Regions from separate parts of the Homo sapiens genome. Here all the other regions are linked to region 3. The links are chromatin loops, found by intact Hi-C in ENCODE. Cell type or tissue: Calu3. All regions are shown on one strand. Each heading gives the region's core, and the rest is flanking DNA. Links, peaks and the distances in the headings are about the cores only. Region 1 has its middle 310 kb from the start of GPR149. Region 2 holds the start of GPR149 (G protein-coupled receptor 149). Region 3 overlaps GPR149 (G protein-coupled receptor 149).

Region 1 (11,463 bases), core at 4,696-9,695, 410 kb after region 3:
GCATATGGTGTTAGCTAGTTCAACATTATCAGGTGAAGAAAAGGGTGATAAAAATAATAGCTTTACTCAGAAAAGATTAATGAGAAAATGAGGTTGCCCTGACAAAATGATTTGGATTTTCTCACACCTTTTAAAAAATGCATTTAATCATTTTTATCTGAGTCTATGTTATTTATAAAAAGAAACTAATTAGAATAGCTCTCCAAAACAACATTGTTAATGCCTCAGTGGTTTTTTCATATAATCAAAGTTGTACAAACATGCTTATGATGGAATCATCTATTTCTAAAGGTTTAAATGTTGTAATGATAAAATTGTGTTTAGACTTGAAATCTGGTAAGCTAATTCAAGTTAAGAAAAATACTATCTGTAAGAAAACTTAAAATAAAAATATGATTTTTTTCATAAAAGCTGATGACAAAAAAATTATATTCAATTCCAGCAGGAAAAGCCCACCATTGCAGCAGGGCTTGAATAAACCCACTCTGTGGGTTGTCTATCCTATTTATAATTGTTTTTGTTGCATTTACTTTTGGGTTCATGAAGTCTTTGCCTAAGCCAATGTCTAGAAGGGTTTTTCCAATGTTATCTTCTAGAATTATTATAGTTTCGGATCTTAGATTTAAGTTCTTGATACATCTTGAGTTGACTTTTTTGTGAGCTGAGAGATGAGGACCCAGTTTCATTCTCCTACATGTGGCTAGCCAGTTATCCCAGGTGTCCTTTCCCCACTTTATGTTTTTGTTTGCTTTGTCAAAGATCAGTTGGCTCTAAGTATTCGGGTTTATGTCTGGGTTCTCTATTTTGTTCCATTGGTCTATGTGCCTATTTTTATACCAGTACCATGATGTTTTGGTGACTACAGCCTTATAATATAGTTTGAAATCAGGTAATTTGATGCCTCCAGATTTGTTATTTTTGCTTAGTCTTGCTTTGGCTATGCAGGCTCTTTTTTGGTTCCATATGAATTTTAAAATTTTTTTTCTAATGCTGTGAAGAATGATGGTGGTATTTTGATGAGAATTGTGTTGAATTTGTAGATTGCTTTTAGCAGTATGGTCATTGCGACAATATTAATTCTACCCATCCATGAGCATGGGTTGTGTTCCCATTTGTTTGTGTCATCTATGATTTCTTTCAGGAGTGTTTTGTAGTTTTCCTTGAGAGGTCTTTCACCTCCTTAGTTAGGTATATTCCTAAGTATTTTTTTTTTGCAGCTATTGTAAAAAGGGTTGATTTCTTGATTTGATTCTCAGCTTGGTCGCTATTGATGTATTGCAGAGCTACTGATTTGTATACATTAATTTTGTATGTAGGAACTTTGCTGAATTTATTTATTAGTTCGAGGAGCTTTCTGGAGGAGTCTTTAGGATTTTTGAGGTACATGATTATATCGTCAGCAAAAAAATGACAGTTTGACTTCCTTTTTACAGAGGAAATAAAGGGTATTTGGATGCCTTTTATTTCTTTCTCTTGTCTGGTTGTTCTGGCTAGGACTTCCAATGCTATGTTGAAGAGGCATTGTGAGAGTGGGCATCCTTGTCTTTTTCCAGTTCACAGAGGGAATACTTTCAACTTTTCCCCATTCAGTATTATGTTGGCTGTGGGTTTGTCATAGATGGCTTTTATTACATTGAGCTGTGTCCCTTGTCTGCCAATTTTGCTGAGGTTTTTATTCATAAAGGGATGCTGGATTTTGTTGAATGTTTTTTCTGCATCTATTGAGATGATTATGTGATTTTTGTTTTTAATTCTGTTTATGTGGTGTATCACATTTATTGACTTGAGCATGTTAAACCATCCCTGCACCCCTGTTATAAACCCAGTTGATCATGGTGGATTATCTTTTTGTTATGTTGTTGGATTTGGTTAGCTAATATTTTGTTAAGGATTTTAGCATCTATGTTCATCAAGGATATTAGTCTATAGTTTCCTTTTTTAGTTATGTCCATTCCTGGTTTTTGGTATTAGGGTGATACTGGCTTTATAGAATGATTTAGGGCGGGTTCCTTCTTTCTTGATCTTGTGGAATAGTGTCAAAAGAATTGGTACTAATTCTTTGAATTTCTGGTAGAATTTTGCTGTGAATCCATCTGATCCTGGACTTTTTTTTTGTTTGTAGTTTTTTAATTGCTAGTTCAATCTTGCTGCTTATTATTGGTCTGTTCAGGGTATCTAATTCTTCATAATTTAAGCTAGGAGGGTTGTATCTTTCCAGGAACTTATCCATCTCTTCTAGGTTTTCTAGTTTATGTACATAAATGTGTTCATAGTAGCTTCAAATGAACTTTTTGTATTTCTGTGGTTTCAGTTGTAATATCTCCCGTTTCATTTCTTATTGGATTTTCTTTCTTCTTTTATTGGTTAACCTTGATAATAGTCTATTACTTTTACTTATCTTTTCAAAGAACCAGATTTTTGTTTCATTTATCTTCGGTTTAAGAACTGCTTAAAGAAGCTCTAAGTCTTGAAACAAATCCTAGAAACACATCAAAACAGAACCTCTTTAAAGCATAAATCTTACAGGACCTATAAAACAAAAATATGATTTAAAAAACAAAAACAAAAAGCAAAAAACAAAGGTACACAGTCAACAAATAGTACAATGAATGGAATGGTACCTCACATCTCAATACTAACGTTGAATGTAAATGGCCTAAATGCTCCACTTAAAAGATACAGAACTGCAGAATAGATAACAATTCACCAACCAATTATCTGCTGCCTTCAAGAGACTCACCTAACACATGAGTACTCACATAAACTTAAGGTAAAAGGGTGGAAAATAACATTTCATGCAAATGGACACCAAAAGCAGGCAGGAGTAGCTATTCTTAGACAAAAGAAACTGTAAAACAACAGCAGTTAGTAAAGACAAAGAGGACATTATATAATGGTAAAAGGGCTTGTCCAACAGGAAAATATCACAATCCTAAACGTATATGCACTATGCTGGAGTATATGCTGACACTGGAGCTCCCAAATTTATAAAACAATTAGTAATAGACCTAAGAAATGAGACAGACAGCAACACAACAATAGTGGGGGACTTCAATACTTCACTGATAGCACTAGACAGGTTATCAAGACAGAAAGTCAACAAAGAAACAATGGATTTCAACTATACCTTGGAACAAATGGACTTAAGACATATATACAGAACAGCCTATCCAACAACCACAGGATATCCATTCTATTCCACAGCATGTGGAACTTTCTCCAAGATAGACCATATTATATGCCACAAAATGAGCCTCAATAAATTTTTAAAAATTGAAAGTATATCAGGCACTCTCTCAGACCACAGTGGAATAAAACTGGAAATTGACTCCAAAAGGAATCTTCAAAACCATGCAAATTCATGGAAATTAAATAATTTGTTCCTGAATGGTCATTGGGTCAAAAATGAAATCAAGATGGAAATTAAAAAATTCTTTAGTCACAATAGTGACACAACATATCAAAACCTCTGGGATACAGCAAAGGCAGTGCTAAGAGGAAAATTCATAGCCCTAAATGACTACATCAAAAAGACTGAAAGAACACAGACAGACAATCTAAGGGCACACCTCAAGGAACTAGAAAATGAGAACAAAGCAAACCCAAACCCAGCAGAAGAAAGGAAATAGCCAAGATCAGAACAGAACTAGGTAAAATTGAATTCTTTATTACAATACTTATTATTTAAGTTCTTTATAGATTCTGGATATTAGACCTTTGTCAGATGCAGAGTTTTTGAATATTTTCTCCCACTCTGTAGGTTGTCTGTTTTTGTTGTTGGTAATTTCTTTTGTTTTGCTGTGGAAAGCAGTTTGGAGATTTCTCAAAGAACTTAGAATTACCATCCAACCCAGCAATCCCGTTGATGGGTATATAGCCAAAAGAAAACAAATTGTTCTATTGAAAAGACACATGAATCTATATGTTCATTGCACCATATTCATGATAGCAAAGACATGGAATCAACCTAGGTGCCTAGCAGTGGTGGACTGAAAAAAGAAATGTGGTACATATACACTACGGAATACTACACAGCCATAAGAATGAAGTCATTGTCCTTTGCAGCAACATGGATGGAGCTGGAGGCCATTATCCTAAGTGAATTAACACAAGAACAGAAGACTAAATACCACATGTTCTCACATAAATAGGAGTTAAACATTGAATACACATAGACATAAAGATGGGAACAGCAGATACTGGGGACTGCTATACAGGGAAGGAAAAGAGGGGGGCATGGGCTAAAAAACTATGTACTGGGTACTATTCTCAGTACCGGGTGATGGATCCTTTGAAATCCAAACCTTAGCATCACACAATATACCTTGTAACAAACCTGCACATGTACCCTTTAATCTATAATAAAAGTTGAAATTAACAAAAATAATTATTGTTAATAAGAATAACAAAAATAATTGACAAAATTTCTGAAAACAGATGAACAAAAAAGTTCCCTTTCTCTCCAAGACTTGACTTAAATGACATGGAAAATACAAATAGAAGAAAGCTGTTGTCATTAGTAGACGCTCAGAACAATATGCCATCCACATACCACAGACATTAAAGAATATTGTCTCTATATAAGATAAGATAGATGGGACAAGATAATTAAGGGTAAGAAAACAGTGTGTTTCCTGGTGAGGCAGACAGGGGATCATCACTGAAAACTTGTAACTTTTCCTAATTTGAGTGATAAAGGATGGAGAAAAGTACAGGCCAGGAGATAGATGAGAGATGCTAATTTCCAGGGAGAGGCCTATAGACAGCAAACAATAACCCATGGGAGGCAAATTTCTTTCTCAAGAGTCTAATCACTGACCTGAGGGGACTTTCTAATACGGCAGGCATCACTACCCCATGGGAGGTGAGGCAGCGCAAGGTTGTTTCCTGCATGCAAACACTGAACCAAGCAAACAAACTCTTATGCCTTTCCCCCCGATAAGGGAAATAATGAATGCAACTTCAGGCCTTGGCTGTCACCCACAAGCTTCTAGATTACATACAGAAAACAGAAACTTACAGAAAGGAGCATAAAATTAGAGAATAATAAGAGCTTACAAGAAAGATTTCTCACACATTTGGGAAAATGTCCTGACTCACCTTGATCTCTCCTCAAACAGAGTGAGAAAAACTAATGTGCCACAGCTAGCTTGTACTGGCTTCAAAGAGCCAATTGTTTGCTTTTTAGGAATAGTGCAAGCCTCTTTTTGTCATGTCAGCAGTTTGAAGTCAGCTATTATGGAGTTGTAAAGTACAGTAATAACCAAAATGAAAAATTCTCTACAGAGGCTCAAGAGTAGATTTGAGCAGACAGAAGAATCATCAATCTTGAAGATAGATAAAAAAAGATTAGGCAGTCTGAAAAACAGAAAGAAAATGAAGAAATATGAGAAAAGATTCTCAGATGATTTTGAGACAACATTGAATGCACCAACATATGTGTAATGGGAGTACCAAAGGAGAGGAGAGAGGGAAAAGGGCAAAAAAAAAAAAAAAAAAAAAAATACGTGAAGAAGTAATGCCATTTACAATTTTGTTAAAAGAATTAAGTACACAGGAATAAACTTAGGGAAAGAAGTGCACAGCTTTTATACTAAAAATTATAAAACTTTGTTGCATGAAATTAAATAACTAAATTAATGGAAACACATCCTATGTTTATGGATCAGAATACTTTACTATTGCTAAAATAGCAATACTCCCCAAATTAATCGGCACATTTAACATAATTGCTATCAAAATTTCCAGAAATGGAGAAGTTGATTATAAAATTTATTAAAAAGCAAAGGACCCGGAATAGCCAGAATGATCTAGAAAGAACAAAGTTGATGGACTCACACTTCCCAAGTCCTAAACTTACTACAAAGCTAGAGTAATCAAGACAGTGTGGCTGGATGCAGTGGCTCACACCTGTAATCCCAGCATTTTGGGAGGCTGAGGCAGGTCAATCATTTGAGGCCAAGAGTTTGAGACCAGCCTGGCCAACATAGTGAAATCCCATCTTTACTAAAAATACAAAACTTAGCTAAGCATGGTGGCCCATGCATGTAATCCCAGCTACTCGGGTGGCTGATGTGGGAGAGTCACCTGAGCCTGAAGAGTTGAGGCTGCAGTGAGCTGAGATTGTGCCACTGCACTCCAGCCTGAATGACAGAGAGAGACCCTGTCTCAAAAATAAATACATAAATAAAAAAGAGAGTATGGCTCTTGTGTTCATATGGACATATAGATCAATGAAATAGAACCAAGACTCTAGGAGTGAACCTTTATATTTGTCGTCAATTGCTTTTTGACAAGGGTGCCAAGACAACTGAATGGGCACAAATAGGCTTTTTAACAAATGGTTCTGGGACAACTGGATAACTACATGCAAAAGAATTAAATTGGGTCCCCTACTTTATTCACACCATATGCAAAAATTAACTCAACATGGATTATAGAACTAAATATAAGAGCTAAAACTATAAAACTCTGAGGAGAAAACAAGAGTAAATCTTAGGACCTTGGATTAAGCAATTTTTCTTAGGCATGACACCTAAAATATAAATAACAAAAAAATAGATAAATTGAACTTTATCAAAATTAAGAACTTTTGTGCCTCAAAGCACACTATCAAGAATATGAAAAGACAACCCATACAATGGGGAAAATTATTTGCAAGTCATATACATAATAAGAGTCTAGTATTCAGTATATACATATATAAAGAACTCTACAATTCAATAGAAAAAAAACCCAATTTTAAAATTGACAAAGCATTTGAAAATATTTTCCCAAAGAAGACATACAACTGGCCAATAGGCATAGGAAAAAAATGTGTAATATCTTTATTCACTAAAGAAATGAAAATCAAAACCACAGTGGGATGCCATTTCACACCCACTAAAATGGCTAAAATCAAAAATACAGACAATAACCAGTGTTGATGAAGATGTGGAGAAATTGCAACCCTCATGCATTGCTAGTGGGATTGTGAAAATGTTGCAGCCACTTTAGAAAATACAGTTTGGCAGTTTCTCAAAATGTTAAACATAGATTTATCATTAGTCCAAGCAAATGTATTCTTAAATATATACTCAAGAGAAATGAAAACATGTTAATAACTAAACTTGTACATTAACATATATGATATTAATCATAATATCCAATAAGTGAAAACAACCCAAATGTCCATCAAATGATGAACGGATTTTTATAAATGCATCTTATTTGTACAATAGTGTATTATTTGGCAATAAAAATAGGGAAATGGTATTACATGCTATTGCACGAATGAATCTTGATACATCAAGCCACCCACAAAGGAACACGTGTATTATTGCATTTATATGTAACGTCCAAAGTAGGCAAATCTATAGAGACAGAATAGTGGATTACTTGGTTGCTTAAGTCTTGGAGGTGCCGGGGTGGGGAATGCCTCCTAATGGACATAAAGTTTTTTTGGAGGGTGTTGAAAATGTTTTCAAATTAGATTGTGATGATGATTATTGTACAACTCAGTGAATACACTAAAAACCATTTAATTGTACACTTTAAATGGATGAATTTTATGGTATGTGAAGTAGATCTCAGTAAAGGTATTTTTTTAAAAAATAAGGAAGAAAGAACATTTTTCTGAAGAGAATTTTAGTGGTGATATTGAAAATATGACAACTGATGTTATAGGCACTGATTATTGAAAGAGAAGATGGCCTCAGCTCTGAGCTGGAACCCGGAGGACCCCTGCTGGCATAGCCATTAACTATTTTGGAACAGGTAGGTTTTCCAGGGATTACAGACAGAAGCAATTTGCCAGTGCACACAAGTATAGGCCCACAATCCTCAGGCTAAATTTTTTAGAGCCAGATGTGTTTCAGAATTCAGAATTTTTCAGATCTTATAAAGATATCATGGCTACTATATTCAACTACCAAGTTATAGAAAGTACAGGGGCTCAAGGAACAGCTTAAACTTTACCATGAATATTCAATCAGCAAAATTTAGGCTGTGGGACAATCTATAAGACAAATGCCTGGATGTCTTTAATAAATACCTTACGAAGTTAAAACAAAAAAGATGGAGAGAAAACTATTGCTTTTAAAAGGCTTGAGATAAATTAACCAATGACAATTAAATGAACCCACACACTCCCAGCCTCCCAGGGACCTCTCTCCATAAGCCATCCTCTATCTCTCTCTTACTTTCAAGTTCTCTCTCCAATTAGATCCTTTCCATCAGCAATTAAAATGCTCAAAGCTTTTCGATCTTTAAAAAGCACTCTTCACCACATCTCATCCTGACATCTTATTAGTTGCTAGGTTTCTTAGTCTGTTTTCTGTCCCTTTTAACAGAATATCTGAAACTAGATAATTTGCAAAGAAATGGAATTTATTTCTTGCAATTCTGGAGGCCTGGGGATACGAGGTTAAGAGGTACATCTCGTGAAGGTGTTTCTGCTGGTGAAGACTCTCTGTTGTGTCCTGAAGTAGCACAGAGCATCACATGGTGAGAGGATTGAGCATTATAATATGCTCACTCAGGTTTTTTCTCTTATTACAAAGCCACCAGTTCCCCTCCCATAATAACCCATTTGTCTATTAACCCATTAATCTATTAATCCATTAATGGATTAATCTATTTATGATCCAATACCTGTTAAGGGCTCCACTTCTCAGTACTGCCACATTGGAGATTAAGTTTCAACATGAGTTTTGGAGGGGACATTCAAACCGTAGCACTACATCTCGGCATCTCTTTCATGCGAATGTCTCTTAATCTCCATCTTTACTGCACTTCACTTAGTTTGGACTGCTATGGTTTTTACCTGAATATATAGTTTCTATACAGATTTGGACTGCTATAGTTTTTACCTGAATATGTAGTTTCTATACAGATTTCCTGTCTTTTGGTCTTGCTCCCTGCTATGAGCTGAAGAGTGTCCCCTCAAAATTCATATGTTGAAACCCTAACCACTAAAAAGATGGTATTTAAAAGTAGGGCCTTTGAGAGGTAATTGGGTTTAGATGAGGTAATGGGATTAGTACCCTTATAAGAAGAGCAAGAGAGACCAGAATTTGCTCTTTCTCTCTTCATCATCCAAGGACACAGCAAGAAGTCCACCATCTGCAATCCAGGAAGAAAGCTCTTACCAGGAACTGAATCAGTAGGCACCTTGCTCTTGAACTCAGCCTTCAGAACTATGAGAAATAAATGTCGGTCGATCATAGTCTCTCCTACATTAAACACTTCATTGACTTTCCACTCTCACAAAAATAAAAAAAAAACAACCAATTTAAATTCTTTTGCCTAGTATACTCCTATTGTGGCCTAGATGAGCTCTCCAACCACTGGCACTCATGCCAATTGCCTTCCTAATATTTCATATTCGGTCTCACTCCTGACCTTTACATCTACTCATTACCCAAGACTCCCAACTTTAACTCATTCTTCAGCTCTCAATTTAAATGTCACCTCCTCTACAAGATTGTTCTGCCTTCACCACCCAAAACTGTCCTCCCAAAATGCTTTGTGTTTACTAATTCAAGGCATGTTCACAATCTATTAAAATAAACTATCTCAGAGGAGAATCATGCAGTATTTAATCTAAATGAATTAAACACATTGACATTTCATAAAACAAGCAAGCTGATAAGCAAACAGTCTCCATCCCTCCCTCAACAAAACCAGAAATTCAAAAAAGTAAATTATTATTTGTATAACCTACCCTTTAATTGGTAGAGAACTATTTTATCTGGTGGGTAATTGTTATGTTTCAATGCTAAGAAAAGACAAAACAAACTAAATTAGGCTTACTGATAGTTGGTACAGGATAAACACAATAATGACTGCAATAATGACTACTACACTTTAAAAAATAAATTAAGAGGTCTTCAAAGAGATCTATTCAACACTACCTATCATTCCACATCTTTCTTGCTAATGGAATTCTGGTTAGGAAATCATGAGTTTCACATTGAAATCTCTAACCTTAGACAGCAACTCTTATACATCTAATCCAATTATAATTCTTTTCCCTTTGGAAGAGACTGGTTTGAGCATGAATATGTGACACAACACTTACCAATAACATGTAAAGAAAGTCTGAGAAGCATTATGGAAATTTCCAGCTCTTGAGAGCAGGTGATAACTCAAATTTTGGTTCAACACAAAAGCTTTATTCTAGCTTTCTCACTTTCCCCTCTTTCTCATGTATATCTTGTAGGTAACCAATTTCATTAGTTTGCTGACTATGCTTTCCATGTTTCTTTTTTCCCAAATGAGCAGATGCACGTATATTCTCTTACTTAGTCTTTCTCATACAAATGTAGCAATCATACTTACTCTTTTACACTTCGCATGCTTTCATTTAATATTTGTAGCAATCACTCTAAATCAGTTCAATGAAGATCTTCCTCTTTGTTTCTTCATAGCTATATGATATGCCATTGTATACTATGTATATTATACCATAGTTTATTCAACCACTCTCTTATTTATGTCAGTTAGATCCTTTCTAACATTTTATAATACAAATAATACTGCAACAGATAAATTTATACATATATATGTTTTTATTGCTGGAGGGTGTATCTTTAGGGTAAGTTCCTAAAAGTGGTCAAAACATAATGTTTATGTAATTCGGTTAGACATTGTTAAATTTCCTTCCAGAAAGTTAGTATGTGATTAATTTCGGTCAGCAGTAAATTAGCATACCTAAGCCTTACAAATAATGCATTGTCTTACTTTTTTTTTTTTTTTGCCATTGTGATGGGTAAAAGATGGAAGGTAAAAAACATTACAGAGATGGAGACAGAGCAAGATAACCAAATAGAAGCCTCCACTAATTGTCCTCCTGACAGGAACACCAGATTTAAAAACATGTACACACAAAAGCACCTTCATTAAAACCAAAAATCAGGTGAGTGATCACAGTACCTAGTATTAATTTTATATCACTGAAAGAGGCACAAAAGAGGTTGAAAGACAATCTTAAACCATTGACACCACTGCTCCTCCATTCCTTAGCAGTGGCTGCATGGCACACAGAATTTGAATTCTTCGGGGAAGGAGAATGCAATGATTATGGGACTTTGCATTGGAACTCAGTGCTGCCCTTCACTGCAGAAAGGAACCCAGGCAAAACTCAGCTGACACGCACACAGAGAGTATTTAAATTAGCCCTAGCCAGAAGGGAAATGTCCATCCCAGTGGTTGGAACTTGAGTTCTCACAAGTCTCACCACCATAGACTAAAGTGCTCTGGGGCCCTAAATAAACTTAAAGGGCAGTCCAGGCAGCAAGGACTGCACTCTTAGATAAGTCCCGGTACTGTGCTGGGTTTGGAGCCAGTGGACTTGGGGCGCTCATGACTTAGGAAGATAACAGCCAGTGGGAGCAAGGGAGTGCTTATGCCACCACTCCCCCAACCCCAGGCAGCACAGCTCCCAGCTCCAAAAGGGACTCCTTCCTTCTGCTTGAGGACAAA
Region 2 (11,395 bases), core at 1-5,000, 98 kb after region 3:
ATAAGTTACTGAGAAATAAAGACATTGTCCTTGGTCAATATTTAATTTCCCTTATCAATGAGTCTGATAATTTTCTCAAAAGAAAGACCGGCTGCTGCAAATCAGATTTCATTCCTCCTACCAAGTTCCCCTCTAGATGTTCTCCTTGTCAGTCCTGCAGAAAATGGTCAGCCATGTCTCCTTTAGATCTGACTCAAGCTATATTTAAAAATTAGGTTCCATTTCAAGCATAAAAAAAAAAAAACCCGAACAGATAACTTTTCAACATTCCAATTAAAAACAAAGCAAAAACTCCTTCCCACCATCAAGTTTCAGGGAAGAAAGCCAAAAAAATAAACAAAACAAAACTCTTCAGGTACATTAAAAACCAATGATGTCTGGATCCTTTGGGGTCCTTCTTATGGAGCAAAGCAGCTTGTAGCTTGAGATAATCAAACTCTGTTCACTTTTAAGAGCAGTAAAATGATGCATTTGGTTCCAGAGCTGGATTCAAAGGCAGGAGATTGTCAGGTAGGTTTCAGCTTTGAAGGTGGAGAGAGAGAGAGAGACAGAGAGAGAGAGAGAGAGGGCGAGCGCGAGCCAGTCAGAGGGAGCTTGTGCACAGAATCCCATCTGAACCGCTGTGTTCTTCAATCAGCCTGTGATCCTCGGAGCTGCAGGAAGGAGGAGTCAGCTCCAAGCAGGAGAGAAGCAGGAAAAAAAGGGAGGGGAGTTCAGTGTGTGAACAAAATGATATACGTATATCTTAGACTGACTCTTTCAAAGCAAGAAACGGTGTACTTGCTAAGCTTCCCCTTTGGTTTCAACATGTAAAATTAGTCCAAATACTTGCTCAGGCTTGATGTGAACTACAAATATAACCTGTGAGAGGTCTAAGCTACTCCAGTAACTAAGGGACTGCTTTTATTCTTACCTAGACTTTCTGCTTCATAATCCATTGGAGGAAGAATATCATCAATCCCATGCATAAGAGTCAGATGTATCAGATTTCTTTTAAAAAAATAGTGTACTTAAGATTGTCGTTATAGTCCTCATTACTCTAAACGGGATTATACAGAATCTTTGGATAGAGTCACACTAGCTTTAGACATTTATTTATAACTATTTTCTGTCAATGGTATCAAGTAAGCAGGCTGTCATTCGAATAAATTATATGTCTAAGTATCCATAAAGTCGGAAGATATTACATAGGGCCTAAAAGGAAGATCACCCTACATTTTTAACCAGAGTATTTGGGACATACAATAGTTGTATCTCTTAATGGTCAATTTTGCAAGATGCGTGATTTAGCAAAGAAGTATCTAACAGAAGTACTTCTGGTCCAGCATTTCCCAGGATGCTTTAGGGCAGCATTCTTCTCAGCTTAGCCTCATGACCAGATGGCTGCATTCTCCCACATAGTGCTGGAGGTTTAAATGGAAACAGGGGAAGGGAAAGGAAATAGTTGATATTGATAATGATTTAATAACTGGAAGTAGTAATAGAACTGCGATCATTCTTTTCATTTTAGAAATAACTGAAGTATCATTTTGAACCCGAATCTGTTCAAGTAGAAAATGGTTGCATTAGTCATTACCAGCCACACCCTTCAATAAACACAGCAGGTATTTCACTTATCTTGATATGTTGATTGTTTGATTTTCCCCCTTACTCAGCAAATGGAAACAAAAAACACATGTAACAGCTAGCTCAGCACTCTAGCTCTCCCTACTGATAGTATAGACTGTGTAGGGCTGTGTGAGTAGGAAAGGTTGAGGGTATATTCATTTTAAAATAATGTTGATTCAGAAAGTATGATGAAAAACAAATCTTATTTTTGAAGACTTCAAAGTTCCATGACATGCCATTCTGTCTCTTCTCACAAACCTTATTCTTCCTTGCCATAGCAAAAATATTATTCTTCAATATCGTATTGAATCCTGCATTTTCAGTTAGGTTGGACAATAAGTCTCAGATTGTTAATATACAATGAATAGAAATTAATAATAGCTACTGTAGTACCATTTCAGGTCTGAGAACATTTCCCCTATTATTATCATCATTTCTGGGTTTTCCATTAAATATAAATTTGGAAAAGGGATACTTAATCACCATGTTGTACTGTTCTTTGGGCTATTACAGAAGAAACAAGAATGTTTAGCACATTTCCAAGGGTTGGTAGCAGAACTGCAGCCAGGAGAGAGCTAGTAGAGATATCTGAATTTAACTTTAGACTCTGCTATTGCAGGATAGGTAACCTAGGACAACAATTCTTGTACTTTCTCTGGCTGTCTGTTTCTGCATCTGTAAAATAAAGAGGCATCTTAGTCTATTTTGTGTTGCCAAAACAGAATACCACAGACTATGAAATTTATAAAGAAAAAAAATATTTCTCATAGTTCTGGAGGCTGGGAAATCCAATATCAAGGTTCCAGCATCTTGCAAGGACCTTCTTGCTGCATCATCCCATGGTAGAAGGTAGAACGGCAAGAGAGCATGAGAGAAAGAAAGAGAGAAAGAGGGGGCTGAACTCACTTTTTTTTTTCTTTTTAAAGAGCCAGGGTCTTGCTCTGTCACCCAGGTTGGAGTGGCAGTGGCACCATCATAGCTCACTAAAGCCTCCAACTCCTGGGCTCAAGTGATTCTCCTGCCTCAGCCTTCCAAGTAGTTGGAACTACAGGTTTGAGCAACCATGACCAGTTACGGTGTTTTTTTTTTGTTTTTTTTTTTTTGTATTTTTTAGAGGCAAGGTCTCACTATGTTGTCCAGGCTGGTCTCAAACTCCTGGCCTCAAGTGATCCACCCACCTCGGCCTCCTAAGGTGTTGGGATTATAGGTGTGAGCCTCTGCACATGGTCTCACTTTTATAACAAGCCCACCTTCTGTAACTAGCCCACTTCTGAGGTAATGGCCTTAATTCACTCATGAGAGCAGAACCCTCGTGATCCAATCATCTCTTTTTAGGCCCCACTTTCCAAGACTCTTGCACTTGTATTAAGTTTTCAACACATGAGCTTTGGGGGACACATTCAAAGCATAGTGAGGGATTTGACTGGATTATTTTTAGAGACCTTTCCAGTTCTAAAATTAAATGATACAATTTTTAAAAGTTCAGGTTAACCTTATCTCTATTTTATTTCCTGCCTACTTTATAATAATCAACATTGTCATCTAATAAGAGGTGGAAGCCAGCAATAACTAATGCTTGGGTCTGCATGATTTCTCCTTCTCTGTGATAGCCTGGGGGCTCCTGTTTATAAGAAGGTAGTATAAGACTCAAGCAGCCTGAAATCTTGAGCCAACTGAGAGATTAAGTCTTGCTCTGGAGATCTGTATGAACCTAAAGCAAGTTTTGTATGAATGAGAGGTAAAATTTGTTGTGTAAATCACTGAATTTGTGGAGTTGACTGATAATGGATAATACCCTAGCTCATCCCAATATTGTTAGATATATTATTGCTCCCCTTTCATAGGTGAGAAAACAGAGGCATGAGAGATTAATTGATTTGCCCAAAGTCACACATTTATTAAGTTAGATTTTAAAACTGTAGTTTAGTTCTGCATTCTTAATCACAACAGATACATATTTGCTAGTAACTCCTTTTTAGTTCTCCATCCTTGGGAACACTTTCAATGGATACAGATAATCTAAAGTTTTATTTCTGCTTTTCTTTCTTTCAAAGAATGTTTGAAATGTCTCATTTTATAAAATTTTAATTTGCAATATTTTACCAGCCTTTATATTTTATAATGTATTATATATGTATCTACAACATACATAAATATGTTTTATAATGCATTATATGTATTATAAATGTATATACGTATTTATAATGCATTATATGTATTATAAAACATAAAGGTTGGTAAAAGGTTGTTTATAAATTGAGTTCATGAACATTATTATATATGAGTGATGAATTTCTTGAAAATTGTAAACTCCTTAGCCATAATTTCATTTTCTTTAAAATACCCTCCTGAGGAAAAAAAATCATTCTCAATGCATTTTCTTTTTTTTTTTTTAATTATACTTTACGTTTTAGGGTACATGTGCACAATGTGCAGGTTTGTTACATATGTATACATGTGCCATGTTGGTGTGCTGCACCCATTAACTTGTCATTTAACATTAGGTATAGCTCCTAATGCTATCCCTCTCCCCTCCCCCCACCCCACAACAGGCCCCAGTGTGTGATGTTCCCCTTCCTGTGTCCATGTGTTCTCAGTGTTCCATTGCCACCTATGAGTGAGAACATGTGATGTTTGGTTTTTTGTCCTTGCCATAGTTTGCTGAGAATGATGGCTTCCAGCTTCATCCATGTCCCTACAAAGGACATGAACTCATCATTTTTTATGGCTGCATAGTATTCCATGGTGTATATGTGCCACATTTTCTTAATCCAGTCTATCATTGTTGGACATTTAGGTTGGTTCCAAGTCTTTGCTATTGTGAATAGTGCCACAATAAACATACATGTGCATGTGTCTTTATAGCAGCATGATTTATAATCCTTTGGGTATATATCCAGTAATAGGATGGCTGGGTCAAATGGTATTTCTAGTTCTAGATTCCTGAGGAATCGCCACACTGACTTCCACAAAGGTTGAACTAGTTTACAGTCCTACCAACAGTGTAAAAGTGTTCCTATTTCTCCACATCCTCTCCAGCACTTGTTGATTCCTGACTTTTTAATGATCGCCATTCTAACTGGTATGAGATGGTATCTCATTGCGGTATCTCATTGTGGCCATCTCTGATGGCCAGTGATGATGAGGATTTTTTCATGTGTCTTTTGGCTGCATGAATTTCTTCTCTTGAGAAGTGTCTGTTCATATCCTTTGCCCACTTGATGGGGTTCTTTGTTTTTTTCTTGTAAATTTGTTTGAGTTCATTGTAGATTCTGGATATTAGCCCTTTGTCAGATGAGTAGATTGCAAAAATTTTCTCCCATTCTGTAGGATGCCTGTTCACTCTGATGGTAGTTTCTTTTGCTGTGCAGAAGCTCTTTAATTTAATTAGATCCCATTTGTCAATTTTGGCTTTTGTTGCCACGGCTTTTGGTGTTTCAGACATGAAGTCCTTGCCCATGCCTATGTCCTGAATGGTATTGCCTAGGTTTTCTTCTAGGGTTTTTATGGTTTCAGGTCTAACATTTAAGTCTTTAATCCATCTTGAATTAATTTTCGTATCAGGTGTAAGGAACAGATCCAGTTTCAGCTTTGTACATATGGCTAGCCAGTTTTCCCAGCACCATTTATTGAATAGGGAATCCTTTCCCCATTGCTTGTTTTTCTCAGTTTTGTCAAACATCAGATAGTTGTAGATATGTGGCATTATTTCTAAGGGCTCTGTTCTGTTCCATTGGTCTATATCTCTGTTTTGGTACCAGTATCATGCTGTTTTGGTTACTGTAGCCTTGTAGTATAGTTTGAAGTCAGGTAGCGTGATGCCTCCAGCTTTGTTCTTTTGGCTTAGGATTGACTTGGCAATGTGGGCTCTTTTTTGGTTCAATATGAACTTTAAAGTAGTTTTTTCCAATTCTGTGAAGAAAGTCATTGGTAAATTGATGGGGATGGTATTGAATCTATAAATTACCTTGGGCAGTATGGCCATTTTCACGATATTGATTCCTCCTACCCATGAGCATGGAATGTTCTTCCATTTGTTTGTATCTTCTTTTATTTCATTGAGCAGCGGTTTGTAGTTCTCCTTGAAAAGGTCCTTCACATCCCTTGTAAGTTGGATTCCTAGGTATTTTATTCTCTTTGAAGCAATTGTGAATGGGAGTTCACTCATGATTTGGGTCTCTGTTTATCTGTTATTGTTGTATAAGAATGCTTGTGATTTTGCACATTGATTTTGTATCCTGAGACTTTGCTGAAGTTGCTTATCAGCTTAAGGAGATTTTGGGCTGAGATGATGGGGTTTTCTAGATATACAATCATGTCATCTGCAAACAGGGACAATTTGACTTCCTCTTTTCCTAATTGAATACCCTTTATTTCCTTCTCCTGCCTGATTGCCTGGCCAGAACTTCCAACACTATGTTGAATAGGAATGGTGAGAGAGGGCATACCTGTCTTGTGCCAGTTTTCAAAGGGAATGCTTCCAGTTTTTGCCCATTCATTATGATATTGGCTGTGGGTTTGTCATAGATAGCTCTTATTATTTCGAGGTACGTCCCATCAATACCTAATTTATTGAGAGTTTTTAGCATGAAGAGCTGTTGAATTTTGTCAAAGGCCTTTTCTGCATCTATTGAGAAAATCATGTGGGTTTTGTCTTTGGTTCTGCTTATATGCTGGATTATGTTTATTGATTTGTGTATGTTGAACTAGCCTTGCATCCCAGGAATGAAGCCCACTTGACCATGGTGGATAAGCTTTTTGATGTGCTGCTGGATTCGGTTTGCCAGTATTTTATTGAGGATTTTTGCATCGATGTTCATCAGGGTTATTGGTCTAAAATTCTCTTTTTTTGTTGTGTCTCTGCCAGGCTTTGGTATCAGGATGATGCTGGCCTCATAAAATGAGTTAGGGAGGATTCCCTCTTTTTCTATTGATTGGAATAGTTTCAGAAGGAATAGTACCAGCTCCTCCTTGTACCTCTGGTAGAATTTGGCTGTGAATCCATCTGGTCCTGGACATTTTTTGGTTGGTAAGTATTAATTATTGTCTCAATTTCAGAGCCTGTTATTGGTCTATTCAGAGATTCAACTTCCTCCTGGTTTAGTCTTGGGAGTGTGTATGTGTCCAGGGATTTATCCATTTCTTCTAGATTTTCTAGTTTATTTGCGTACAGGTGTTTATAGTATTCTCTGATGGTAGTTTGTATTTCTGTGGGATCGGTGGTGATATCCCCTTTATCATTTTTTATTGCGTCTATTTGATTCTTCTCTCTTTTCTTTTTTATTAGTCTTGCTAGCGGTCTATCAATTTTGTTGATCATTTCAAAAAACCAGCTCCTGGATTCATTGATTTTTTTGAAGGTTTTTTTTGTGTCTGTATGTCCTTCAGTTCTGCTTTGATCTTAGTTATTTCTTGCCTTCTGCTAGCTTTTGAATGTGTTTGCTCTTGCTTCTCTAGTTCTTTTAATTGTGATGTTAGGGTGTCAATTTTAGATCTTTCCTGCTTTCTCTTGTGGGCATTTGGTGCTATAAATTTCCCTCTATACACTGCTTTGAATGTGTCCCAGAGATCCTGGTATGTTGTGTCTTTGTTCTCGTTGGTTTCAAAGAACATCTTTAGTTCTGCCTTCATTTCGTTATGTACCCAGTAGTCATTCAGGAGCAGGTTGTTCAGTTTCCATGTAGTTGAGCGGTTTTGAGTGAGTTTCTTAATCCTGAGTTCTAGTTTGATTGTACTGTGGTCTGAGAGACAGTTTGTTATAATTTCTGTTCTTTTACATCTGCTGAGGAATGCTTTACTTCCAACTATGTGATCAATTTTGGAATAGGTGTGGTGTGGTGCTGAGAAGAATGCATATTCTGTTGATTTGGGGTGGAGAGTTCTGTAGATGTCTATTAGGTCTGCTTGGTGCAGAGCTGAGTTTAATTCCTAGATATCCTTTTTTTACTTTCTATCTCGTTGGTCTGTCTAATGTTGACAGTGTGGTGTTAAAGTCTCCCATTATTATTGTGTGGGAGTCTAAGTCTCTTTGTAGGTCTCTAAGGACTTACTTTATGAATCTGGGTGCTCCTGTATTGGGTGCATATATATTTAGGATAGTTAGCTCTTCTTGTTGAATTGATCCCTTTACCATTATGTAATGGCCTTCTTTGTCTCTTTTGATCTTTGTTGGTTTAAAGTCTGTTTTATCAGAGACTAGGATTGCAACCCCTACCTTTTTTGTTTTCCATTTGCTTGGTAGATCTTCCTCTTTCCCTTTATTTTGGGCCTATGTGTGTCTCTGAATGTGAGATGGGTTTCCTGAATACAACACACTGATGGGTCTTGACTCTTTATCCAATTTGCCAGTCTGTGTGTTTTAATTGGAGCACTTAGTCCATTTACATTTAAGGTTAATATTGTTATGTGTGAATTTGATCCTGTCATTATGATGTTAGCTGGTTATTTTGCTCGTTAGTTGATGCAGTTTCTTCCTAGCCTTGATGGCCTTTACAATTTGGCATGTTTTTGCAGTGGCTAGTACTGGTTTTTCCTTTCTATGTTTAGTGCTTCCTTTAGGAGCTCTTGTAAGGCAGGCCTGGTGGTGACAAAATCTCTCAGCATTTGCTTGTCTGTAAAGGATTTTATTTCTCCTTCACTTATGAAGCTTAGTTTGGTTGGATATGACATTCTGGGTTGAAAATTCTTTTCTTTTAAGAATGTTGATTATTGGCCCCCACTCTCTTCTGGCTTGTAGATTTTCTGCCAAGAGATCGGCTGTTAGTCTGATGGGCTTCCCTTTGTGGGTAACCCGACCTTTCTCTTTGGCTGCCCTTAACATTTTTTCCTTCATTTCTACTTTGGTGAATCTGACAATTATGTGTCTTGGAGTTGCTCTTCTTGAGGAGTATCTCTGTATTTCCTGAATTTGAATGTTGGCCTGCCTTGCTAGATTGGGGAAGTTCTCCTGGATAATATCCTGCAGAGTGTTTTCCAACTTGGTTCCATTCTCCCTGTCACTTTCAGGTACACTAATCAGATGTAGATTTGGTTTTTTCACATAGTCCCATATTTCTTGGAGGCTTTATTTATTTCTTTTTATTCTTTTTTCTCTAAACTTCTCTTCTCACTTCATTTCATTCATTTGAACTTTCATAACTGATACCCCTTCTTCTAGTTGATCGAATCGGCTACTGAGGCTTGTGCATTTGTCACGTAGTTCTCTTGCCATGGTTTTCAGCTCCATCAGGTCCTTTAAGGACTTCTCTGCATTGGTTATTCTAGTTAGCCATTCATCTAATCTTTTTTCAAGGTTTTTAACTTCTTTGCCATGGGTTCGAACTTCCTCCTTTAGCTTGGAGTAGTTTGATCGTCTGAAGACTTCTTCTCTCAACTCGTCAAAGTCATTCTCCGTCCAGCTTTGTTCCGTTGCTGGTGAGGAGCTGTGTCCCTTTGGAGGAGGAGAGGTGCTCTGATTTTTAGAATTTTCCGTTTTTCTGCTCTGTTTTTTCCCCATGTTTGTGGTTTTATCTACCTTTGGTCTTTGATGATGGTGACATACAGATGGGGTTTTGGTGTGGATGTCCTATCTGTTTGTTAGTTTTCCTTCTAACAGTCAGGACCCTCAGCTGCAGGTCTGTTGGAGTTTGCTGGAGGTCCACTCCAGACCCTGTTTGCCTGGGTATCAGCAGCAGAGGCTGCAGAACAGCGGATATTGTTGAACAGCAAATGTTGCTGCCTGATCATTCCTCTGGAAGTTTTGTCTCAGAGGAGTACCTGGACGTGTGAAGTGTCAGTCTGCCCCTACTAGGGGATGCCTCCCAGTTAGGCTACTCAGGGGTCAGGGACCCACTTGAGGAGGCAGTCTGTCTGTTCTCAGATCTCAAGCTGTGTGCTGGGAGAACCACTACTCTCTTCAAAGCTGTCAGACAGGGACATTTAAGTCTGCAGAGGTTTCTGCTGCCTTTTGTTTGGCTATGCCCTGCACCCAGAGGTGGAGTCTACAGAGGCAGGCAGGCCTCCTTGAGCTGCGGTGGGCTCCACCGAGTTCGAGCTTCCGGGCTGCTTTGTTTACGTACTCAATCCTCGGCAATGGTGGGCGCCCCTCCCCCAGCCTCGCTGCTGCCTTGCAGTTTGATCTCAGACTGCTGTGCTAGCAATGAGCTAGGTTCTGTGGGTGTAGGACCCTCTTAGCCAGGCGCAGGATACAATCTCCTGGTTTGCTGTTTGCTAAGACCATTGGAAAAGCGTAGTATTAGGGTGGGATTGACACGATTTTCCAGGTGCCGTCTGTCACCCCTTTTTTTGGCTACGAAAGGGAATTCCCTGACCCCTTGTGCTTCCCGGGTGAGGTGATGCCTCGCCCTCCTTTGGCTCATGCTAGGTGCGCTTCACCCATTGTCCTGCACCCACTGTCCAACAATCCCCAGTGAGATGAACCCGGTACCTCAGTTGGAAATGCAGAAATCATTTGTCTTCTTCATCGCTTACCCTGGGAGCTGTAGACTGGAGCTGTTCCTATTCGGCCATCTTGGCTGCACCCCAGTGCATTTTCAATAACCAGAATAACTTTCAGGAGACCATGAAAAAAGATTTCTAAGAAGCTTCTTTGTGCCTTAAAAAATTTTACTCAGTTCCTGTGAGTGAGCTTTGTTCATCTGTCTCACCTATAATGGAACTTTATATCTTCAATGATTGTAAATTGTGTCTTTAAATTTGTTAATGCAAATTTGCATTAATTTAAATAAAAGTTATGGTTCTGCCAGAATAGCTTAGGTGAAGACACTTATTTTTATCTCACTGCTTCTTTGGCTACTTTAAAACATGTACTATATGTAATACAGTATTATAAACTGTTAAACAACCTACAGAGTGCTAAATTACAGAAATTTTACAGGAATAAATTGCAGACAATTTAAACAACCTACAGAAAATTGCATGGCAATAATTCCATTAGGCTTGTAGTTTATGAAGCTCTGATGTAATTATATCTTTGCAAAGCACCACAGGCAATTTATTTCCCTAAAAGTCCACACTATATCTAAAAATTCTCGGAGCATGATATCTGAAAATCCTCAAAGACTAGGAAATAGTGTAAAAAGTTATAGTTGAATATTATAAAATAACATTCTTAGCAATGTGGGGCTTTGACAATAAAAAAGTTACCACAGGACCAAATGAAATAAGTTAGTTTTGTTTTATAAAAATAAATAAAGCATCATAGATAAAGTTAATCATGAAGGTATTTTTTTTTTCTGTTTTTAGAAATAGAGTGCTATGCACCCAAAACATTTTAGAGTACTGGCTTAGCATAAGATGCTTACAAACTTATCAACAAATCTCAAGTGAAAGATCCATAAATTATTCAATTTCATGCATAAAACATATAAATAAAATTCATATTTTATAAATACAAATAGATTTGAGTATATAAATTTATAACTTATATAATTGTATGTATATCTACATTATATAAAATACACGCATACTCTGCTTCAGCTGATAGTTTTCCAAGAAAGTGACTAGCAATTTGGCATCACAGGAGAACCCAAATGCTGTGATTTATTTTCTTCTTTTTCAATGTATCATTAAAAACCTACAACATCTTAGTACTATCTAATAACTATGAGTTTAGGACACAATTTCACATGGCTCAAAGTCAGAGAGACTTTTTTGTGAATATAATCTTTAGAAACCTGATTAATAAGCTGTCAGTTCAAAGACAGTACTTGACACTTGTGGGGATTGTTTTAAAGGTGTCTCAAATGGGAAATTACTTTTATTTTTAACCAATTCCATGGATAAGACA
Region 3 (8,007 bases), core at 2,538-7,537:
ATTATCTGGGTGAGCCCTATGTAATCATAAGGGTCCTTAAAAGTGAAAGAGGGTGGTAGAACAGAAGGTCATAGTGATGTGACATAAGGATTTGACTAGCTGTTGCTGGCCTTGAAGATGGAGGAAGGGGTCACAAGCAAAAGAATTCAGGCAGCCTCTAGAAACTGGAAAGAAAATAGATTCTCCCCCAGGGCTTCCAGAAAGAAATACAACCATACTGATCCTTTTGCAGTTCATGAGCATGATGATTGGGTATTCGTGCACATGTGTGAGATGTGCCACCCTCGAACCTTGTTATGACATCGGCACATTGCTCATCTAACAGGAAGAAAAATAAATAAATAAAAAGAAATACAACCATATTGACCCCTTGATTTTAGCCCAGTGAAGACTCTTGTCAAAACATTATGCTACAGAACTGTAAGATAGTAAATTTGTGTTAGTTAAGACTGTAGTAATTTCTTATGGCTACACTAGAAAAGTAATACAATTCCTTATCTCATTTCACACAATCCTCATGACAGCCCCAGAGAAAGTTAGTGTTATCTCTATTTTCTGATAAATTGTTTTACTGCCCTTCGCCTCATGTTTGCTGATCCTAAGTAGATTCTTAGTTATAAATGTAAAATTACTATGTTTTCCATACTTCTTCAGCATGAAGTATTTAAGGTATTGCTTGAGCCTATTCCTTTAGGCAAACACTTTAGTACAAATGTCACTGTAGTAAAAATCTGCACAAAAGGAAGATTTTCAACGAAAGACCTGAAAGATATTGATGGGAAGGAAAATGTCAGTTGTTACCTGCTTTTTCTTTTTTCCCTGCCTTGATCAGAACTGCGAAAATTTTTACATTACCTAATGCCAGAAAACAAACAGAATGGTTCATTATAATTGCCATTGTTTCTCTTACTGGTCCTCTGTTGTGTGCTGTTCTTTGGGCAGGCAACAAAGATGTCTCTCTCAAATGTCCTCTTCATTAATGGTGGCCTGGGCCACAGAATGCATAGCCACTGCTTTCAAACCCACAGCATTTGGTGTCCAGCTTCTGTTCTCCCTATCACACCTGCCATTGCATCTGGAATGCAGCAAAGGTGAGCCACACAGAGCCACACCACCACTGGAAACTGTCACAATTTTCTCAGTTTCAGGGAATCTTTTCTTCTTCATCTTTTTTTTTTATCTGTACCCTGGGAAACAACTCTTATATAACTTATTCATAGGTGTAATATTCACAAAGGCATGGGGGTGAAGGAGATTTTCTTCAGTGTTCTTGGAAAATGAAATCTTTAACTTCTACTTTCACTTGGAGGTGGGGATAGGGACATGAAGATAAAAGTGACCCTACCCTTCTATAGAATATAAAGTCTGGCTATGGGCTGGAACGCCTACACATAGCCTCTCCATTTGGTTTCTCTGTGTGGCCTAGTTTGAGCCTCCTCACAGCATCGCAGCTGGATTCAAGAGCAAATGTCACCAAGCAAGTTGGAAGTACATGACATTTGACATCTTTATGAACTAGTCTCCAATGTCACATAGCATAACTTCCACTGTGTTTTACTAGTTGAGGCAGTTACAGATGTCCACTTAGGTTTAAGGGTGGCTAGGGCCTTAGCACACCGTGGGAGTAGAGCCAAAGTCACATTAGAAGAGCAGGATGCAGGAATTAGAGACCAGCCTGGGCAACATAGGGAGACCCTGCTCTACAAAAAATCAAAAATTAGCCAGGCATCGTGGTGGAAAGCTTGTGGTCCCAGCTACTTGGGAGGCTGAGGTGGGAGAATAGCTCGAGCCCAGGAGATCGAGGCTGCAGTGAGTGCATTCATGCCACTGCACTCCAGCCTGGAGAACAGAGCAGGACTCTTGTCTCAGAAAAAAAAAAAAAAAAAGGAAGAAGAGGAAGAGCATGTGGGATGGAAGGAAAACAATTCTAAAATAGCACTATCCTAGGTGAATCAGATATTTGTTTGAACAAATGCCATGTCTGCCTACTAATTCCATCTGTTTCCCACAAAAAGGAAAACAAAAATTGTGACTTCGTGAGGTCATAGGATTTCAAGATCCACATTAAAGACCCTCTTGAGAGATTTTCATAACATTTTCCTTTTAAAACTACAGAATCTCATTAAATTGGTGGATTTTCCTCACCCAATTTAAGCATGCAATCTTAGATCTTAGGAAAAAATATTGTGAAAGAGTGCTAAGAAATTTTATTTAATGAACAGAACTTTTTAAATTTAAAAACGATAATGAAAATGTAAGGCCTAAAGTTTTCAGTTAGCAAGTAGATAATGTAACTTTGCCACTCTAACTAGGCAACCATGGCTTTGTCTAAACTCTAATATTTTTTGACCCTGACATTAGAAAGTTTCTGGGGCTGGGCACGGTGGCTCATGCCTGTAATACCAGCACTTTGGGAGGCCGAGGCAGGTGGATCACTTGAGGTAAGGAGTTCAAGATCAGCCTGGACAACGTAGTAAAACCCCGTCTCTACCAAAAATTAGCTGGGTGTGGTAGCAGGTGCCTGTAATCCCAGCTACTCAGGAGGCTGAGGCAGGAGAATTGCTTGAACCTGGGAGGCAGAGGCTGCAGTGAGCCGAGATCGCACCCCTGCACTCTAGCCAGAGCGACAGAAGGAGACTCTGTCTCAAGAAAAAAAAGAAAAAAAAGAAAAAAAGAAAAAAGAAAGTTTTTGGAAGTTGTATTTCTACTAAATGGTAGAGAATACAATTTACCTCTGAGGCATGTTTTTTCCCTTATTCTTGAAAAATTACCCAGTGAGACTATGCATATGTGAAGGTAGAGCAAAGATCCTCCTCTGTAACAAAGTGTTGCAAAAACGACATGCCTCCGGATATCTAAACTGCTCTATATGACATTGCAAAAGATTGTGTTCAAAGTTTTTTTGTATTTGGATCTTTGACTGCTCAATTCCGGAAAGTGACTGTGTATTCTTGAGAGGAATGTATGTTTCTATGCGTGTGTATGAATGTTTGTGTATGTGTATTCTCTATGTATTTGAAATTAAGACTTCAAGACTGTAGGAAAGACTAGTAGATATGATCTTCTTTGTATATTAAACTATGAAAGAGATTGTATAAACTAACATACATTTGGAGCAGTATAGTCTGAACTAGAGTGTTGACGTCACAGATTCAGGGTTAAGACCATACAATTCAAAGTTGGGAAAATGTATCATTGTTCAATTACCGTGTGCAGTGCCTCTGCCTCTGCAGCTTATAAAAATGGGCAGGGAGCGCTATTTACATTCTGTTATGGTATAGTATGTGCTTGTCTAGTTGATTACAGGGCATGTAACAGAGACAGGCTAGCTAGCTCTTCACCATATTTTGGGTTCTTCTTCCTGTACACAGCTAGATATATTTCCTAGTCTTCTCTGGAACCAGCTGTGGTTCTGTATTGAGTTCTATCCAATAGCAGAAGCTGCAATGACTGAGGTGCAGTTCTTCCAAGCCAGTCACACTAAGCACTCCAGTGCAGAATCCTTCATGTCCTTTTCCCATCTGTCAGCTGATGCAGATGAGCATAATGATCATAAGAACCGTACATTAAAAATGTAAAACTACATGAACCTAGGCCCCTTAACCATATCTTAAAGAAGAAAGGCCCTACTGATAAGGAACATTCATTTAACTGCTGCTGCTCTCTGCCTTCCAAATCTTGTACAAATGCCTCTCATTTTTAGATGCGAAACCTGAACTTTGCTGAAAAGAGGGTCTTGGAAATAAAGTTTTCTGTCTTCTAGCCTCTGTGATACATAAAGGAGTTGAGAAACATTGAGATATTGCAGAGTATTGACAGAAAATAAATGAGATAATTGTTTTTCCCTTGAGCTACAGACTTCATAGATAGGCTTTTAAAAAATGTGTAATTTATTTCATGTTACCAAGGAAATCCTCTCCACTTATTGAATCAGAATACAATTATGACGCCATCCCGACTACTACCACCCTAAACTTAACCAACATCATCTCTAGCCTGGACTATTAAAATAGCCTAACTGTTCTTTCTGTGGTGGTCTTTGTGTCTGTACAGTCTTTGACCCTTGCAATAGACAATCATTTTTGAAATGAGATCATGTCACTTTTTTGCTTAGAACCCTCCAATGGTTTTTCACTTCATTTAGAACAAGACTAGATGTTCATACCTGGTCTGCAACGCCAGTTTCCTCCTGCCATTATCTGTTTGCCTTTATCTCCAACCACTCTCTACCTCTCTCACTCAGCTGCATTCACATTGACCTCCTTAATGGTTTCACAGATTACAAAAGGCACACTCCTACCTCTGGATACTTGCTGTTCCCTTTGCTGGGACTATGATTTCCCTAGATAATCACATAGCATGTTTCCTCACTTTATTTGAGACTCTGATGAAATGTTACTTTATCAGTGAAGGCTTTTCTGACTAAATTATTGAAAAAAGCACTCTTCCCATCTTTGTCCCTTTATTCTAATTTTATTCTTTGGCCATTGTTACCTCTGGTCCCTATTTTCTGTCAACACACTTAATACCAGCATACATATATATGTACCACACACTTATCACTACCATATGTATATATGTAAATATATAGTAAAGAACTTAACCTATCCAAAGAGAGGTTTGGCCTTTGTCCTTGGCTTTGGGGGAGGTAATTTCTAAGCCCTTGGAATGTCATAGCCGAAAATAGTATCTTTGTTTGTCTGGGGGCCTTGGACCAGCAGATAGTAACAATGTGTTTTTGAGAGGGGAGTTTTGGGCATTCTGTATCAACTTGGCCTCCTGGAGAGCCAGAAAGAGATATCAGTCATGTGAGTAGTCAACCATGCTTACCCTTGCTCCTACCATGATGCAGCCCCAGGAAGGACTCTGGACACCAAGGTTCAGTTGAGATTTTCTGCTTGGCAGTAGTCTGTGCAAGGTGTCACACATCGTCGCCAAAGAAAGTAATGCCGTCCATGACTCCATGGGGAGAGTACCATAGAAGTTCCACATTTACAACTTTTCCTGGACTTGGCTCTATGACCTCTTCTCTAGGCTGATTTTATTCTGTATCCTTTTGCTGTAATAAACCATAACCATGAGTACACAGTTTTCTATGAATTCTGTGAGTCCTTCTAGTGAATTATTGAAACTAGCAGTGGTTTTGGGAATTCCTTGAATTTGCGATTTGTGTCAGGAGTGAGAGCAATCTTTTGTGGACTGTGTTCTCTGACTTTGTGGTTGTCTCAAACTCACAGTAAATGTAAAAACATATATTTGTTTTGTTTGAGTTTTGTTCAAAAGTTATAAAACCAAGTATCTAGAACAATTTTTAGTATGTAGTAGTCATTTATTAAATATTAGAATGAAGAAATGAATGAAGGTAGCTGAAAAGTATAAGAAATTAAGAGAAAATCGATTTGTAAAATCCAATATTATAGAACCACATCAAGAAAAGCTTCCAAAAAATGCATAACTAAGACTCTTTTATTATATTTTTAAGTAATATTGTGCCATTTGCTATCTTCAAAGAGTTGCCTCTGTCAGTCACAACTCTCAGAAGTCTTAGGGATTATATATTAGGTGTTTATACTATTTGGGAGTCTCGGGGATTACGTGTTTGCAGTTTATAGGAGTCACCACCAGATGGTGATATTTTTATTAGGTAATAAGTTTTTGCCTTCAGATACATCAATTTATAGAGAAAAGAGAAAACTATACAAAATATAGTATTTATTAATAAGAAGAACAATATAACTATACAAGGGTAAGGTATTTGGCTATATCACAAGATATCTAGAAAGGTATTTCCTCTACTAGAAACACACTTTTATAATCAATCACTCTAAAGAGTAAGCAGACTTAAGTAAACTTATGTAGTTTAACCTTCTCCTCCCTTAACAAGGATTTGGAGCGTCATTCATGCTTAGGCACAGCTCTAGTAGATTTTTCTTGTATATTCAGCTATTGTTGGCTTGGAGTTTGAAGTGTTACAGGTTAGTAATATGGTGCTGATTAGCCTTTCAAACTAAGACTTTGGGCTAAATAATACTGGTGTTGTTTCAATGCAGCAGAATTTTTATGTGCATCCATTATACAGTTAATTCAACAACCAAGGGCAATTAAATGGGAATATCCTAATTATTTTTCCAATTCCCCCAGTTTAAGCCCTTGTCCAGTTAAAATAAAATGAGACGGAAAATGGGTATTATTGTCTTCTATCTATTTCTTAATGCTCTTTAAACCTTGATTTCTGTTATAATCTCCATCCCATTCAAATTGCTGTGCAGTTATAAAGAATTTGTTTGCCTTCAAATCTTTGCTATTTTCTTCAGCTTTATTATGATCCTGTGTCTAATTTCCTTTTTGCCTGAAATTGCATTTTAAAGCAGCAATATCACCTTTCTCTTTCAGAAAATTATACATCTAAGTTTAAGATATCAAAGCCTATCTTCTACAAAGCATTATGAGAATATTCAATTCAATTTTTCTTTTATAAAGACATTTAATGCTACTGATTTATAATATCTGATTTATCTGTCCATTTGTCACTGTGTTAAAATAGCTGTTAATATTGGTGATACAGTCTTTTAAAATAAAATATATTTGTAACGAGAATACATTTGACTTTGAATTTATATGTTACACATTATTTGAGGCTTGCTTTACAAACATTATTAGTGGTAATACATATGTTTCCCAAATTTAGATAACTAGATATTGAGAAGTTAAAGATTGAGAAAGTCCATTGAGATAATTATTTTGAAAATGACTCATGCTTGTGGCAACAAAAGATGAAACATTCTGAAAGCCGATGTCAAGTAATTTTGAATTCTAATTCAACCTAATAAAACAGAAACCAAAATAAATCATTCTAAAACACAATTCATTCAATCTGTAAATAAATAAATAAAGTATGTGAGTGATGTGAGGGGCACAAAGTCTAAGACTATGTAAAGTGTCAACTCAGTAACTTTGGAAAATAAACTTTTAGGTAATACATTTCATATATGTTTACAGGAAGGTTAGAATAAAGCAATTTGAAGGAAAATCACTTTATAATTTTTGAAATACATCTTACTATTATTCTGCCAAGGTGATTCCTGCATTTTTGCAATGTAATGCATTCTAGAATTATCTTGAAATGTATACCTTACAATCACTTAATAAAATAGGTTCAACTGTTTCTTTGAGACAACACGTCTTTAGAGAAGAAACAAAAAAGCAGCTAAACTTGATATAATATTTGAAGTAAACTTTTCTATTTCAAGAATGACTAAGAAAGGTTGCCCAATCCTCAGCTTTAAAAACAGATACTTTTGTTTTAGACTTAGAGGATTTTGCTCTGCTGTATCCAGAAGCCTACCATGTTTGGATGTACCTCTCATAACTGAATCTGCCAGTATTTTCTCCCAATTTCCACTCAAGTTAAAAAAAAAAACAATTTTAGGATAAAGTATACAATTACACAATTACAACTTTTTTCCAATAATGTTTGAGTTAAAGATACTTCTAATTCCACCTCTAACACACAATATATTTGTTTTATGGGACAGTCTTGACATACTGAAAAGATGAAAGGAAAACTGTTATAGGTAAGAAAAAAAGAAAAAACAGTAAACAATTTATATTTGGTAGAAATGAAGGAAACAACTATTTATAGACTAGGAACCTGCGTGTTTCTCAGTTGGAAGCTAATTTTTCATTTTACAGAAGAATGTAAAGCTAAAGCAGTAAGTGTAATAAGCTTGTTTTGCTAGCCACATTTAGGCAAGTTCCTTCAAATATAATTTGGGGTTTTGTTACATTTCTTCCATTCCCAGAATTCCTCTTTTTTCCCCTTTGCAGTAAAGGCCAACATTGTATATAGAAACATATGCATGGAACAGTATATTCACTGAGTTTATACAATTTTCTGTTTACTAGGAAGTTGACAAGCAAAAACATTGGTAAACTAGGCCAAGATTTGATTTAGAAAATATTTTTTAGAAGTCAGATAAGAAGTAAAATCTTTTCATTACCACAGTG

The links. A loop is a pair of places that touch in the nucleus more often than their neighbours do. Peaks named below come from ENCODE experiments on the same cell type or tissue, not always from the same donor. Only the 100,000 strongest peaks of a DNase experiment are listed, where the experiment ranks them.
Region 1: it touches region 3 in a loop (13-fold over the local background); 14 of 110 quality-filtered maps call a loop at or near these places.
Region 2: it touches region 3 in a loop (7-fold over the local background); 2 of 110 quality-filtered maps call a loop at or near these places.

Annotation. Positions count from the first base shown.
Region 1 is chr3:154,738,403-154,749,865 of GRCh38, forward strand. No RefSeq gene overlaps it. Among named protein-coding and RNA genes, the nearest start is that of GPR149, 310 kb to the left of the region's middle. In Calu3, for the core only: no CTCF peak of the experiment used is centred there; a DNase peak (open chromatin) is centred at 7,709.
Region 2 is chr3:154,429,591-154,440,985 of GRCh38, forward strand. GPR149 (G protein-coupled receptor 149) reads right to left here and starts at 600. Exons shown (of 4, transcript NM_001038705.3): 1 at 1-600. The coding sequence starts at 25. In Calu3, for the core only: no CTCF peak of the experiment used is centred there; no DNase peak of the experiment used is centred there.
Region 3 is chr3:154,329,496-154,337,502 of GRCh38, forward strand. It overlaps GPR149 (G protein-coupled receptor 149), which reads right to left. Exons shown (of 4, transcript NM_001038705.3): 4 at 5,448-8,007. LOC124906350 (small nucleolar RNA U13) reads left to right here and starts at 221; the gene lies at 221-324. In Calu3, for the core only: CTCF peaks have their summits at 5,638 (motif pointing right) and 5,875; a DNase peak (open chromatin) is centred at 5,606.